2 separate regions of the Homo sapiens genome follow, and region 2 is linked to region 1. A link is a loop called in an ENCODE intact Hi-C map of the cell type or tissue named here. Cell type or tissue: gastrocnemius medialis. All regions are shown on one strand.

Region 1 (2,500 bases):
GACTCTGGAGGACTTTAAATGCAGCTGAGGAATTCAGACCGTTTCCTGCAGCCCATGGAAGGTCAACAGAGGCTCTGTTACAGGAAATGATATAATGAAAATGCATATTAGAAGCCTCAGTGAAAAGAGATTTAGGCTGGGCACGGTGGCTCATGCCTGTAATTCCAGCACTTTGGGAGGCCGAGGTGAGTGGATCACCTGAGGTCAGGAGCTTGAGACCAGGCTGACCAACATGGTAAAACCCCGTCTCTACTAAAAATACAAAAATTAGCCAGGCGTGGTGGCACATGCCTGTAATCCCAGCTACTTGGGAGGCTGAAGCAGGAGAATTGCTTGAACCCAGGAGGCGGAGGTTGCAGTGAGCCGAGATCGCGCCATTGCACTCCAGCCTGGGCAACAAGTCAAAAAAAAAAAAAAAAAGAAAAAGAAACAAAAGAGAGATTTAATTGTATAATTGTAATATTTTTAGACTGCTTGGTTTTTTTTAATCACAGGAAGGTATTCTGTTTCAACTTTAAAAATAATTCATTTTTGCCAGGCTTGCGCCTGTAATCCCAGCACTTTGGGAGGCCAAGGAGGGTGGGTTGCCTGAGTTCAGGAGTTCGAGACCAGTCTGGCCAACATGGTGAAACTGCGTCTCTACTAAAAATACAAAAATTAGCTGAGTGTGGTGGCAGGTGCCTGTAATCCCAGCTACTGGTGAGGCTGAGGCAGGAGAATCACTTGAACCTGGGAGGCAGAGGTTGCAGTGAGCCGAGATCACACCATTGCACTCCAGCCTGGGCAACAGAGCAAGACTCCATCTCAAAACAACAACAATAACAAAAAGTACCAAGAAGCTACCATGGTACAACTCAGCCCGCACTACCGTGGGGACAGTGAAGATGGAAGGAAGAGGATGGTCCGGGTATCGTGTCAATAGCAGGATGCACTGAGCTGACTGGCAACAGGCACTGAAGGAAAACTAACACTCACAGATAAAGTGGGGGTCTTTCCTTTGGGACTGTGTTAAGTGATGTACCACAATCACAACTTCATATCCAGTCTCGGTGTACCTCCTCAACTCAACATTCCTAAATTCCTCTTCTCAAGAATCGGTGATGCCTCAGAGAAAACTTCTTCCACAAATGGCCAGAAGATGTCACTGCAGACAGCACCATGCATATACTGTGTTCCTCATGTTGGTGTTCTGCCCTGCCATTTGTGAAGGGAAAATTCCCCCTCGGCTCCCTCCCTAACTCCCATAGCCCCTGCTCCTGCTCTGTGTGTAGCCTCTTCCCTTTACCCTGTGACTCCCCTCCTCCTGCCCTGAAATCCAGCGAGGTGCTTTCCTGATGCCCTGGCAACCTGGAGATGAACCTGATCCCTAAAGGCGGAAGAGCCAACATCGAGACTGGGTTATCTGTGTGCTTCCCTACTCTCTATTCATGATGTTCATTTAGATTTCTAGCAAAACCCATACCTGTGCTGTCAACCTCACCCATTTCCACCTAGCTTCTTGAGTTTCAATCAATGAGTACAGGGGCACCCCATTCCCTCTTTTCTCACACTCCTCCAAACTGGCCCAATTTTCAAATATTAGCATTTAAAGATTTGGTGATGCATTAATCTGCTTCACTTTCTGAAAATATCAGTGTTTTTGGCCAAATAATCACTACACGTTAGCCTATGAACAGCCCTGGGATATAAGAAATGATGAATATTCCTAAGCCAAGCTAAGTGGCTTATCCAAATGGATTGTGTCACAGTCATGGGACTGGACTCTGACAGCTGACACCTGGTAACAAAGAAAAAATGTTCCAGGCCAATTTCTCCCTTTTTTTCTGCTCATGGCTTCTATTTGTGATCCTTCTCACTCTGTTTCTCATTTGCTTTCAGTGGTTAAAAATAGGCCGAGCAACCGTGGCTCACACCTGTAATCCCAACACTCTGAGAGGCTGAGGCAGGCAGATCACGAAGTCAGGAGATCGAGACCATCCTGGCCAACCTTGTGAAACCTTGTCCCTACTAAAAATACAAAAATTAGCCGGGAATGATGGTGCGTGCCTGTAATCCCAGCTACTCAGGAGGCTGAAGTAGGAGAGCCACTTGAACCTGGGAGGCGGAGATGGCAGTGAGCCGAGATCACGCCACTGCACTCCAGCTTGGCAACAGAGTGAGACAACATCTCAAAAAAAAAAAAAAAAAAAAAAAAAAAAAGAAAAGAAAAGAAAAAAATAGGCTGAGCACGGTGGCTCACGCCTGTAATCCCAGATTTTGGGAGGCCAAGGTGGATGGATCACTTGAGGTCAGGAGTTCAAGACCAACATGGCAAAACCCCCCATCTCTACAAATAATACAAAAATAAGCTAGACGTGGTGATAGGCGCCTGTAGTCCCAGTTACTAGGGAGGCTGAGACATGAGAATCACTGGAACCCAGGAAGCGGAGGTTGCAGTGAGCCAAGATCACACCACTGCACTCTAGCCTGGGGAGCAGAGCGAGACTCTGTGTCAAAATAA
Region 2 (2,500 bases), 150 kb after region 1:
TTTCAGAGACATAGATACCATCCAAAAATTTCCTGATATCCTTGTTTTTAACTGTCGTGGCTTGCTGAATCAAAGCCTCTAAATTGGAAACAAGCTCAATGTCATTACCTTCAAGGATTAATTCATCTTTCTGGGCTTGAGATACTGAACAAGCAACACCTGTTCTCATCCGAACCCTGAGGATGTATTTTTCACCCAAGAAATTTCAGATTTCAACAAGAGACCCATTCTCCTGGATAACGACATTGATGGGGAAGTGAGCATACACAGACCTCATCCTGTAATGGAAGCCCAGTGTAACACCCTTGATCATGTTCTGTACATGACTACAAATAGTCTGAACGGCAGCCAGTTCCTTTCAGTTTCCCCACCATTTATCAACCTGGAGCCTCTTTTCTTTCTTTCCAAGAAGACTGAATCTACACTGATGTGATTGAAATCCCTCTGCAGGGTTCCTCTGGGGCCTTTCACAGTAACTGTGTGTCCCTTCAGAGTAATGTCACCATTTTCTGGAATGTTGACAGTCTGGTTGCTGAGAATGGTCTTCGTTCTCTCAGTAGACATGGCAAAGAAAGTTATTCTATGTATTTTTAAACATAATCTTATAAGCTATTTTAAAAGTTGGGCTAGTAATAAAAGGCAAACATCTACACTAGTAAACTTTGATTCATGGATTCAAATAGCTCAAAAGACATAGGCTGGGTCTGGTGGCTCAGGCCTGTAATCCCAGCACTTTGGGATGCTGAGGCAGGAGGACTGCTTGAGGCCAGGAGTTCGGGACCAGCCTGGGCAACACAGCAAGACCCCATCTCTAAATAATAATAATAATAATAAAATTATAAAAAAAATTCAAACAAAAACTATTTCTGATACTGATTGCTTAAGTTTTCAGGCAACTGGGAAAACATGGCTTAAGATAATACAGTTGTGTCTTCATAGCTATATCCTGGTTCAGATAAATGGCCTTGAGTTTACTAATAGTACATTAAAGACTGGGGCCCAAAGAAGAGCAGAAAAGCCTATCTTGAACTATTCTGGGGCACCATCTTGTGGCTGAGAAGTCTCTACTAGAAGCAGCTCTCTGAAAACAATGAAAACAAAGGAGAATAATTGAAAGACACAGGGAAAAAGATGAGTGTGCAGCATAAAAGCCCTGGCCTGAAACTCCATGACAGTCCAGCCATGAACCCACTTCCTCTCGGGTAAATTCGAAGGCTGGATCCAGTGGTCTGAATCAGTGTCATAGGTATACTTGGAATAGTTTGTTTGTTTTTTTTTTGAGACAGAGTCTCGCTCTGTTACCCAGGCTGGAGTGCAATGGCACAATCTTGGCTCACTGCAACCTCCGCCTCCTGGGTTCAAGTGATTCTCCTGCCTCAATCTCCTGAGTAGCTGTGATTACAGGCACCCGCCACAACGCCCAGCTAATTTTTGTATTTTCAGTAGAGACAGGGTTTCGCCATGTTGGTCGGGCTGGTCTCAAACTCCTGACCTCGTGATCTGCCCGCCTTGGCCTCCCAAAGTGCTGGGATTACAGGCGTGAGCCACCGCGCCTGGCTACTTGGAATAATTTTTTTAAAAAGACAGAAAATTCAACTTAAGATTCTATGTTAGATCAAAAGTAAAACCAGGAGGGAAAATGGAGTAGATGTACTTCTCCCTATGTCTCCCACTAAGTGCAACTAAAAACCTTGGACATTATATATAAAATAAACATAAGAAGACTTGGAAAGGTAGAGGGAAAAATGGCAAACTGGCTGGGGACCTCAGTACACAAGGACTGACATGGTGGTGAGTTCCCTGGGTTTTCTTTTTGCCACATAGATCTCAGAATTGGAGCTGAAGAAGCTGTCAACCTAGAAATGCCAATGTGTGCAGACAAAAAAACCCAACAAAGGCTTGTTCTCTCTAGCCAAAGACCAGGAAAGAGGCAGTCTTACTCAGAAAACTTGGTAAAATAACATCAGTAGATTATGATGCTGTGTATGTGTGTGAGTCTGTGTATGTATAAAACAAATAGAGTTGGCTGGGTGTGGTAGTTCATACCTGTAATCCTAGCACTTTGGGAGGTCAAGTTGGATGGATCGCTTTGTTGCAGAAATCAGGAGGACTAGACAGACTTCGGGGTAAAGCAGGAGGATCTTTATTGAGTGCACTCAGACCTAGCAGACTTAACATCTAAAAAACTGGGCTAAGAACAAAGACAGCACTTGACTGTTAAATACCCTTCAAAAAGGGGGTGGGCTAGCCTGAAACAAACTTATGGTGGTGCGAAAGCAAGAATACAGAGGCAGAACAAAGACAGTTAATCAAACTGTGATAGGTGCATAACTCAGGATTACACATGACTGTTGCTATGCAATCTAGATGGCTGTTATCTAGGTTTGCCTTAGTGCCTAGCACGGCTTATTCTGTGACATTCACTATGGCACCTAGGTGGCTATAGCTTAGGCCTGCTCAGATGTCTCATGACTTTCACTGTACTGTTTAGGTAAAACAG

The links. Hi-C counts contacts between places; a loop is a spot of excess contacts. Peaks named below come from ENCODE experiments on the same cell type or tissue, not always from the same donor. Only the 100,000 strongest peaks of a DNase experiment are listed, where the experiment ranks them.
Region 2: a loop joins it to region 1, with 8 times the contacts of the local background. A loop is called at or near these places in 15 of 110 quality-filtered maps.

What each region holds. Positions count from the first base shown.
Region 1 is chr14:35,412,084-35,414,583 of GRCh38, reverse strand. No RefSeq gene overlaps it. Among named protein-coding and RNA genes, the nearest start is that of NFKBIA, 8.6 kb to the right of the region's middle. In gastrocnemius medialis, a CTCF peak has its summit at 1,141 (motif pointing right); a DNase peak (open chromatin) is centred at 1,186; H3K4me3 peaks cover 397 bases; H3K27ac peaks cover 2,212 bases.
Region 2 is chr14:35,260,508-35,263,007 of GRCh38, reverse strand. All of the region lies in intron 5 of PRORP (protein only RNase P catalytic subunit), which reads right to left. The region is part of intron 5 of PRORP-PSMA6 (PRORP-PSMA6 readthrough); the gene reads right to left. It also overlaps the pseudogene RPL9P3. Among named protein-coding and RNA genes, the nearest start is that of PSMA6, 31 kb to the left of the region's middle. In gastrocnemius medialis, a CTCF peak has its summit at 1,058 (motif pointing left); no DNase peak of the experiment used is centred here.